Regions from separate parts of the Homo sapiens genome. Here region 1 is linked to region 2. A link is a contact called in ENCODE Hi-C or POLR2A ChIA-PET data. All regions are on one chromosome and are shown on one strand. Each heading gives the region's core, a stretch centred on a gene start or an enhancer-like site at or near the end of the contact. The rest is flanking DNA. Distances are from core to core; before and after follow the strand shown.

Region 1 (5,481 bases), core at 610-3,109, 72 kb before region 2:
CCAAGCACCTTGGAAGCTAAAACGACTATGTATGTCTCAGAATGCCCCCAGAGCAGTTAATGAGAATGGACTGTGATTTGTAGGGAAGGATTATGAATCTTTTCAGAGACACATTTCCAGCACACCCACGTCTCATTATCCCAAGTCACGGGAGAGGTTATGGAAGTAGTGTGGCCCCCAGAGCCTGACCTTCACCTCTCCAGTGCAATACAGCAGCAAGAGAATTAGCAGATAAACAGACGAAAGAATGAGCAAATGAAGGAACAAACCAAAGATCATTTGTTTTTCTTTTTTTTAATTTTCAAAAGTTTTTTTTTTTTTTTTTTTTAGACACAGGGTCTCACTATGTTGCCCAGGCTGGTCTTAAAGGAATCCTCCCTCTGTGACCTCCCAAAGTGTTGGGATTACAGGCGTGAGCCACCTCACCCGACCATAGACCATCTGTTTCCAGGCCTGAGCTCGATAAGAAGCCCAGTGCTACATTTTCAAAGACCTGAGTGGCCACTGAGAGAATATCCAAAGACAATTTAAATCAGACTGTGGATGCAATTATCACGCGCCCGATGATGTGCCTCATTTTCTATACAGAGGCCCTTTTCAGGAGATGCTGTACCTCCAGATCATAAAATCAGGTAGATGACCTCTGCAGATCTGGCTGTTCCCAGGAGGGCTGAGCGCAGCAGTCAGAAGCTGGCACGGAAGGGAGAAGGAGGCCGATGGGAACAGCACTGACAACAGCCCGTGACAGGGCCGGCCCTTCTGTCTGCACCAGCCCAGCACGCCGGGCTGCACAGCAGATTCTCCAACGCGTCTTCCAGACCTCAGCTTCCACACTGTGACGGTTAGCAAGGCTGACGGGCGTGGACGGCGAGGGGTCGGGAAGAGTGAGAACGTTTAGGATCATGCATGTCTAATTTTATTGAAGCAGGGGCCCATCTAGCTGTGCGGCTGATTCCATATGTCAGGCAGGGCGGCGTGTAAACGGCCCTGAAGTTGCGCCGTCTGTCTGTGTGAACAGGAGCTGCTTCCTCCGCAGGACTCCAGCTGCTGTCCGTGGCCGGGCCATGCGATGGAAATGGAAACAGCAGAGTAAGGCGGTGCTGATGTGTGTGCCCGATTTCTCCTCGGGAGGAAAGCCCTCTTGGTGTTGAAGTGATATTAGTGTAGTCGCCATTCTCTGCAACCACCAAGGGCCTGCTGGATGACTCCTGCTGTCAGTCTTGAATCCATGCTCTGTCACGATGGTATGCAGAGAAACAGCTCTGCCCAGCCGCGCGGAGAGCATGCAGCCTGGAGAATGTTTCTGAAATCCAGATTCTCAGATCAGGTTCTGAGCTGGGGAAAGCCCCGTGTCTCTGGACAGCTCTGGTTTCCAGAGTGAATAACCCATCTCCTGTTGGCAGAGACAGCGGTCTGAGTGGGCTTATTCCTTAGCCGGCAAGCCTTTGGCTTTTCCCGGCTGTCCTGGAGCTGCAGAGCCTTCAGCCGGCCTCTCCGAACGAGTGGTCGCTGGATCCCGGTTCCTGCTCCACCAGCAGCGACTTTGGAGGCATTCCTTAGCAGAGGGACTGCGCTGATTCCAGACAAGGGAATACACCCTGTGAGACTGACGCTCCTCACTTCCTCAGTCACCACAGGTCCTCCTCCATCTCTTCTTCTTCTCCTTCTCCTTCCTCTTTCAAATTGCAGTTTATTCTCTTTTTCCAGATTCCATTTTATTGCCAACATCAAACTCTTCTCAGACTTCTGGCACAACTTTGGAAAGGCATAAAAGCCTAAAAAGGAATTAAAAACAAACAAACGGGCAAAAAGCCCAGCCCAGTTCCTGCCTTGCTGTGTTTCCTGTTCCTTTGATTAAGAAAGTGGCCCGCACAACTCACAGATGCGCCTTCTGGGTCCTCAGGGCCAATGCGATTTCCTCCTGAGATAACATATCTGGGACAGCGTTGAAAGTTTACTTTTTTTTTTTTTCTATTAAGAAACTCTTTCTGGAATTTGTGCCTTGCTGTATTTGGCAGCTTTGATGAATGTTTTGATCATCTATTCTATTGGTTCTTATAATTTGCTGTTTATGTGCCTGGACCATTCCTTGCAGACCTGGCCCACTTCGGGAGTATTTCCATAGGTCCAATGAGGTCTATACAGGGGTTCACTGAGACCATAGTCTTGGAAACTGAGCTGCTTCATAGAGTCTATTTACTTGAAGAAAAAGGTGGCCTTCACGGAAATGTGTGACTTGACGTTGTGGTTTCTTCCTTATTACTTACAGAGATTTCACCATACTTTATATTTACTTTCCTTAAAAATTATGATTATCCCAAAAAAGTTAAACATAGAATTACCATATGGTCCAGCAATTCCAACTTCTGGTTATATACTCCAAACAATTCAAAGCAGGGACTTGAACAGGAATTTGCACACCCATGCTTAGCAGCAGTGTTCACAAAAACCAAAAGTGGGGAAACAACTCAAATGTCCATCAATGGATGAATGGATACACAAAATCTGGTATATCCGTAAAAGGGAATATTATTCAGCCTTGAAAATGAAGGAAATTCTGTCAAATGCTGCAACATGGATGAACTTTGATGACATTATTATGCTAAGTAAAACAAGCCACTCACAAAAGGACAGATACTGTATGATTCCATGTATATGAGGTACCTAGAGTAGTCAAATTCACGGAGACAGAAAGCGGAGTGGTGTTTGCCAGGAGTTAGGGAGAAGGGAATGGTGCGTTATAGATGAGAGTTTCAGTTTTGCAAGAAGATTTCTAGAGATGGATGGTGGTGATGTGAATGTACTCAATGTCACTGAACTGGTTAAAATGATATATTTTATGTTATATATATATATACATACACAATAAAAATGTGACTAGTTTGGATTCGTATACATTAAACCATGCTCTACCTACAGAGCAAGAGTGCTCTGGAAGGGAAAGGCACAGAGCCTCTGTAAAGGGAGGGTTTGGGGCCTGCCTGTAGGCACTGGCTTCCTTTCGTCGGTAGGTCTACATTTGTATACAAACATTAGCTTGTCTGTATTGCCTTGAAAAAGCTGTTGAAGAATTTTTTCCACTGTCATAAACCAGCCTAAGAGGCCACTGCTGAAACTCTCTTGACCCTATTGGTTTTTTATAGTTTACAGAAAATTAGTTGTGTTTTGTCTGTTTGTTTTCATTTTTGTTTTTTTGGTTTTTTTTTTTTTTGTAGAGATGGGGTCTTGCTATGTTGCCCAGACTGGTTTTGAATTCCTGGGCTCAAATTATCCTCCTGCCTTGGCCTCCCAGAATGCTGGGATTGCAGGTGTGAGCTATTGAGCCCAACCAGGAAATTAGTTTTTATATGCCTAGAGTACTTATTGCAACACCAAAATAAAGGGTACATTGTGTATGGACTTTGATTCCCTTTCTTTAAGTAACCTTAGAAGGCATCAACGTAGAAAGAAAGAGAAGTTTCTGAAAAAGTTTTCAGTTTAGGGTTTATTGCTAAAGGAACTCGAACCAAAGTGCTGGACTGAAGCTCCTGGGTTATTCTGACTCAAAGCATCTTTGGGGCCTATAAGCAACATTGTTAACTGCTGATATTCATGGATGGCTTAGTAAAGTAATCTCACAGTATTGGCACCCAGACAAAGATGAAGGAAAGCCCTTCAATACAGTTACAACATGACTTCATGGTATTTCTAGAACTATCAAGTCCGATTTGGTATGCTTTTAAAGCTTGGGAAATATTTTCAATAGTCAAGTTAAAGTACACTTGATGAAAATGTTTACACTAAACCTAACTGAATCTTTTTGTCTGACTTCTGGTTTATAGAAAACACAGGGAAGAGAGCACCAAATAAAATGACGCCACCGATGACACTGCCATACAAATCCAGAATGTGGGCATTTCGTGAGACATTGTCCTGGCCTCTTCTAACGTCATAATCAAAAGGGGCTAAGAACATGAAACAGCCAAATGCAATCTGTGAATCTTGGTTCTTTCTATGTTTTTAAAAATTTGAGCTATAAAATCATTTCTGAGACAACTGGGAAAATGTTGGTATATACTGGATATGAGATGATATTAGGAAATTGAGGTTAATTTTTAAAATTGTGATTATGCTACTGTGGTCACAGAGGAGACTGTTCTTTTTCCTAGAAAACGCATGCTGAAGCAGTGAAGTGTCGTAACAACTGCAACTCACTTTCTAATGATTCAAAAAACACATGGATAGTTGGCCAGGGGCAGTGGCTCATGCCTGTAATCCCAGCACTTTGGGAGGCCAAAGTGGGCAGATCTCTTGAGGTCAGGAGTTCAAGGCCAGCCTGGCCAACATGGTGAAACCCCACCTCTACTAAAAATACAAAAATTAGCTGGGTGTGGTGGCACACACCTGTAATCCCAGCTACTCAGGAGGCCGAGGCAGGAGAATCACTTGAACTTGGGAGGTAGAGGTTGCAGTAAGCTGAGATCGTGCCACTGCACTCCAGCCTGGGTGACTGAGTAAGACTTCATCTCAAAACAAAACAAAACAAAAAACACACAGATAGATTAGACAGATACAGAAGTAAATACGACAAAATGTGGAATATTGAATACTACTGTGGGTATGTGAATGTTCACTGCAGTAATTTTTCAGCTCTTCTTTATGTTTCAATTTTTTATACTAAAATATTGGGCAGAAAATTAACATTCAAGTTACTTTTGGGTAGTCAGTCTAAGCTACAAACTTCTTGCTAGGTAGACAAGTCCAGGTTTGTTCTCTGGCCTCTTGAAGAATTTTTTTGCTGATATACAAAGGAACGCCAGGAAAAGAAATTTAACTTGAGCAAGAGAAGGGAGGCTCATAAGAGAGTTCCAACACTTAGAACTGAACCTCAGCATGGAAAAGACAATTTGGAGCGTGGAAATGTGGGGTGCTACTCACCTTACTCAACTTGTCCTTTGAGACTGGGTGGAAGGAGACTCTGAGTCATGTCATTAAAATCTACAGAAGACTCAGCACCCACCATTGCCAGAAACAAGGGAGGAAGGCCCACATGGTGACTCACATCTGTAATCCCTGTAATCCCAGCACTTTGGGAGGCAGAAGCAGGTGGACAGCTTGAGGCCAGGAGTTCAAGACCAGCCTGGGCAACATAGTGAGATCCCTATCTCTACAAATACTGTTTTTTTAAAAAAAATAGTCAGGTGTGGTGATATGCAATTGTAGTCCCAGTTACTTGAGATACTGAGGTGGAAAGACAGCTTGAGCCCAGGAGATCAAGGCTGCAGTGAGCTATGACTGTGCCACTGCATTCCAGCCTGGGCAACAGAGTGAGACCCTGTCTGTGAAAAAAAAAAAAAAAAAAAAAAAAAAAGCTTTGGCTGGTTGCAGTGGCTCATGCCTTGCCTATAATCCCAGTGCTTTGGGAGGCCAAGCAAGGCAGGAATGCTGGAGTTCGAGACCAGACTGGTCTACATGGCAAGACCTTAGTGTAGAGGTTAGGCT
Region 2 (5,205 bases), core at 1,119-3,618:
TAGCAAGTTGGTTTTTTAAAACTTATTTTGCTGTTTCAGTGTCATTGGTTTTCTCTGTCACCTGATATAGTTAATTTCATGCACTTAGAAGCATGAGTGTGAGGAGTCCATGGTCTTCTGCAGACGACCTTGGGGATCCACGGCATGAAGACAGGGAAAGCTCCAGCAGTGCAGTACCCGTCACCCCTTCTCCATGAGCACAGGCCTGACGGCATCCCCCACGTGCCCCCGAGGCCACACTCCCTGTGCAGTATGCTGGCCCTGGGGGAAGGCTGCCGGATCCTGTGCGGGCCCTGAGAGCCCACATGTTGACAGCCCTGATGTCGGCAGTCAAGGTAGCAGGAGCCTCGCAGCCTGTACACGTGGATGACAGTCCTAGCACACCTTCCAGTGGGTCCAGGAGCCCCCACCGCCCCAATCCTTGCAAAACCTTCCCCTCACAGAGCCAAGGTTCGTCTTAAAGGCTGGGCAGGGTGAGGAGACTTGGGGATGAGAGCAAGGAGAAGCAGCCCTACTGAGGAGCAGCCCGAAGAGTTGCTTGGAGGGGACGGGATAAACATTAAATTGTTCCTGCTACCCAGTGGGTGAGAGCAGACGGGCAGGAAGGGCAGATGATTCTAGAGAAAATCCACCACATTTGCTGGTCCCAGTTTTGTCCTCATGGTGCATACCACTGTGTTTATCTCTGTGTATGTCTGGAGCCCTGGGGCAAACCCGTCCCTCCCTCCCTCCCTCCCTCCCTCATCCCTCCTTTCTTCCTTCCCTCCCACACAACTCCACTATGCTAAGCCCCTTCTTGTTACTTTGCTTTGGGTCCAAGCCCAGTGCCTTCTCCTGATGCCAAGATCACATTCTCACCCACTCTGGTTTAGCTCCCCCCACCCCAGCCTGCCCTCCCTTCCTCCCCCACCAATGCCAGCCTCTGCCCCATGTGGCCCCTTCGCAGCGCTTGTTGACACACCTGACACAAAGCTCGTGTCTCCAGTAACGCACCAAACGTACCCAGGACAGGGCCCAAGTGTGAAGCCGTGAGCGCACTGAGGGTGCTGCAGGGGCACCCAGGCCTGGCACAGGCGTGCTTCTCAGTGCACATTTGTTGAATGCGTGAATGAATGGATGAGTGAATTGAATTAAACAGTAGGTGCCACATGAACCCTGATTTAGAAATAACATGGGGCCCACAGGAATTACCTTTAAAGTGTTTATTTTAATTTATCTCCAAAGGCCAGGATTTGAGAAAGACAATCGGTATGTCTATGCACAAATGGAATTCATATTTTTGACTTACATGTGGAAATTCCTGTTTGCAGAACCTTTCCTCCACCAAGATCCTAGAATGTAGTCAGGAAGACTCATGCACCAGCCTGCCTGGGCTCTAGTCCCAGCTGCACCGCTACTGCCATGTGACCTGAGCACGTTAATTACCCTTTCTGGGACTTGATGTTTCCCATCTGCACATTGGGTGAAATTAGAATAAATTTTACAGGCTTTTGTGAGGGCTGAGGCGGTCCATCTGCATAAATCACTTTGATGGATGTCTGCCTCATCATGAGAGACACGTCAGGCAGGCGCTTGGAGGGTGCTGGTTCATTTGGTTTTGAAATGTGTGGGTGTCACATCACATTAGGTGGCCGATCTAATGGCCCTAAGGGAAGGACCTGAATTCCTATCCCAGCCTCCCCACACCGCAGTCAGCTGACTCCAAAGCATAGGGATGCAGGCAGAGATGAAACCGTGTATAAAATACATTTATTTAGATCCAAGAATACGGTTAGCATCCAGCTGCTCCTCCCTCCACCTAACTGTGTAAGAACCAAGCTGCCACACAGAGAAACCTTGGTGCTTCTGCTTCGAGAGAACCAAGTTCATATCATCTCCATCTTAAACACTTTTGTTAAAGCCGCATACCGAGCACACGTATAGCCATGGTGTGTGTGTGTGTGTGTGTGTGTGTGTGTGTGTGTGTGTGTTTGAGGGTGGCATTTGGTAAAGCCCTCTCAGAGGTTACTTACATGCACCTTCAGCCTGTGGGCACTCACTCACCATCACTTTGCTAGACTGTGCTTTACACTGTGCTATGCTTAATAAGAGCACATGGAAACAGCTTTTTAAAAAAGGTGATTATATGTAACTACATATATATGTGCATTTAGGAAAACATGGGACAGTTGTCTTGGAGACAACATCCTCATTTAAAGAGACCACTCTTAGCCCTGGGCTGGGGTCTCTGCATTTGATTCCCACCCCTGGCTGGATTTGGGAATCCCTGTCAGGGCTGGGGGAGGGAACGAGGGAACCACCAGAGGGAGGGGACATGTGATCCTGGTTCCTTGTGCAGGATCCCCAGCAGGGAGGCTGCAGACAGCAGCAGCCGCAGCCCCACGTGGCCAGCCCGCGTGAGAAATCCAGGCTGAAAATAGCCTAGAGCCTCACACTCTACAGCTCAGGGAGGCACGATTTTTCCTGTAGGGTTCAGAGCAGCGTTAGGAGAGCACTGATGAAATTGCGGCACACCAGAAGCATTGGCTTATTCTTATATGTCACTGGAATACACCGCAGGCTTGCTTTTCCTTTAACTCCAGTGCCTTCTGATAAATCTGGAATGTGCATTGAGGAATGCCGGGGCGGGGGGGCATTTCCTGGGTTCGGGGGCTGTGAAGACCTCTCCCCAAGCCCCTGCAGAGACCAGGCTTTGTGTACACAGCCTCTTCCAGCAGGAGGGCTCCCAGTCTCTGAATGTGTCACGTACACTTCCTTTCAAGGGATCACTATGCGGCTGCATGCTTAGGTGTAGCCGAGAATTGAGCTCCTTCTTCACACAGAGGAATATCGTATTACCTTTCTTTTTTCAAAAAACAATGTATATTATCTTCAGCAATAAAACTGCATGGTTTGCTCTCAGGGCATGATTCAAGAACAGACCAAATAAAAGGGGCCTTGGAGGATCTTTAAAAAATTCCAGTTTTAGTGTATAGACCTAATGGAACCTCCTTTTATTGAATCTATTTATAAACGCTCAATCCAATTGCGTGGATTTGGAAAGCTAACATTTTCAACACGAGACAGCTGGTGGAATGTGTGCTCTTAGTTCTAAGAATAGGTAAATCCCAAGGAATATAGCTGTGCTTCCTGTTGTGAGATGGTGCAGATGTTCTAATAGCGAAGATCAAAATGACATTTGCCAGTTATGAAAATCATCCTCAATTAACCGTGAAAAATACTGTCTCGTCTATCAGATAATTTCTCCCTCTCTCTCCTCTCTCATTTCTTGTATGGGATTTTTGAGATGGAAACTCCCCATCTTAGTGGGAAGGGAGGGGATAAGGGGCAGAGAAATAAGAAGCGAGTATAAAGTATACAAGATGCTATCATGAGGCAGTAGTTCCTGCAAAGGAAATACAGTGTGTGTACAGCAGAAGTGTCTGGCTTAGGGTTGGGGAAGGTGTCCCAGTTTATGTCTGCAGAGGCCGGCCGGGTGCCCCAGGGGAGCTGTCCTGCCCAGCGTGGCTCTTCTGATGGCTTCCGAGCCCCTGGCTGTCAGCCCCCAGTTTTCTCTGAGAGAAAGTGGGAGCTAAAAATAGCAGAATGACTTGCACTGGACCTCCACATCCACGTGTTTCCTGCATCTCCGGCCATAACTCAGGACAGAGATTTATGGCCACCTGGGTTCCAACAAGTTACTCAGGGTTTCCCAGTCAGAGCAGACACATTTGCTGTCATGTTGATTTTACAAGGAGATGAACTTTCAGAGGCTCTGAAAGTGAAGGGTGATGAGGCAAGCCCTGCCACCAAGCAGGCTCAGGCTGGAGGCTCTGGAAGCCTCTCTGAGCTCTGTCTCGGAATCGAGTGCTTTGAAAATATTTTGATCTAAAATTGTATTCCCTAAGGTGCTCTTGCCTCTTTTTTTTTTAATTAAAAAATTGTTGTGGTAACTTGCACATACATCAAATGTATCATTTTAACCGCTTTAAAGCATATAGTTGGTTCCGGGGCCTGAAGTACCTTCATGCTGTTGTGCAACCAGCACCACCATCCATCGCAGAGCTTTTTCATCAACCTAAATGGAAACTCTGTGCCCATTAAATACGAACTCCCCTTTCCCCTTCCAGCTCCTGGCCACCCCCATTCTACTTCCTGTCTGCACAAGTTTGACTACTCTAGGCACCACATGTAGGTGGAGTCACATCATCTGTCCTATTTTTTTCGTTTGTTTGAGAAGGGGTTTCACTCTTGTTGCCCAGGCTGGAGTGCAACGGCACGATCTCGGCTCACTGCAGCCTCCACCTCCTGAGTTCAAGTGATTCTCCTGCCTCAGCCTCCCAAGTAGCTGGGATTATAGGCGTCCACCACCACGCCAGCTAATTTTTGTATTTTTAGTAGAGACGGGGTTTCGTCATGTTGGCCAGGCTGGTCTCGAACTCCTGACCTCAGGTGATCCACCAGCCTCAGCCTCCCAAAGTGCTGGGATTACAGGCGTGAGCCACCGTGCCCGGCCCGTCCTTTCGTGACTGCCCTCCTTCACTCAGTTTCCTGTCCTCTAGGTTCATCTGTGTTGTACATGTGTTAGACATTCCCTCCTTTTAAGACGGAATAATATCCCCTTCTATGTAGAGTCCATATTTTTGTTTATTCATTCATCTGTCGGCCGACATGGGCTATGTTTATCTGTTGGCTATTGTGCAGAATGCTGCTATGAATATGGCAGTGTAAATATCTGTGTGAGTCCCTGCTTTGAATTGCTTGGGTAGGTACCTGGAACTGTAACTGCTGGATCAGATGGTCATTCTGCCTTTAATTTTGGGAGGAATTGCCACATTGTTTCCCACAGCAGCTGTGCCATTTTGCATTCCTTCCAGCAGTGCACAGGGCTCTGGAGCTTCCACATCTTCACCAGCTCTTGTCATTTCTTCATTGTTTAAATGATCCAGAAAGCCTTCTTAATGGGGGTGAGGTGCTATCTCACTGTGGTTTTGTCTTTCTCTATTGATTAGTGATGTTGAGTATGCCTTGACTATCCTTGTTATGAGATTTTATATGAATGATTACCAAAACAATGGAAAAAACTCTTGTAGGATATGTTTGGTGGTTGTTTTCGAGGGTAGACCGAGGGTAAGGGAAATCATGGTGCCTGGGAGGGAGAAGGGGTCCTAGGGCAAGACGAGGTGTGCGGAGGGTTACTAGTTTAAGGACTAACCTGTGGTCACT

Evidence for each region. A loop is a pair of places that touch in the nucleus more often than their neighbours do. ChIA-PET counts read pairs that join two places held with the same protein, here RNA polymerase II (POLR2A).
Region 1: a map of aorta shows a loop between it and region 2 (3-fold over the local background). The contact joins two enhancer-like sites. A Hi-C loop is called at or near these places in 2 of 168 maps with a recorded cell type or tissue (Caco-2 and aorta). POLR2A ChIA-PET finds 5 or more read pairs at or near these places in 2 of 52 experiments (H1 and activated T-cell).

The regions. Positions count from the first base shown.
Region 1 is chr15:25,595,933-25,601,413 of GRCh38, forward strand. No RefSeq gene overlaps it. Among named protein-coding and RNA genes, the nearest start is that of LINC02250, 20 kb to the left of the region's middle. Within about 2 kb of position 1,860, at least 3 of the 41 ENCODE cell types and tissues checked have a DNase peak (open chromatin) inside an H3K27ac peak, as active enhancers do.
Region 2 is chr15:25,667,748-25,672,952 of GRCh38, forward strand. It overlaps a transcript of ATP10A not described here. Among named protein-coding and RNA genes, the nearest start is that of LINC02250, 92 kb to the left of the region's middle. RefSeq lists an enhancer at 4,960-5,205. Within about 2 kb of position 2,369, at least 11 of the 41 ENCODE cell types and tissues checked have a DNase peak (open chromatin) inside an H3K27ac peak, as active enhancers do.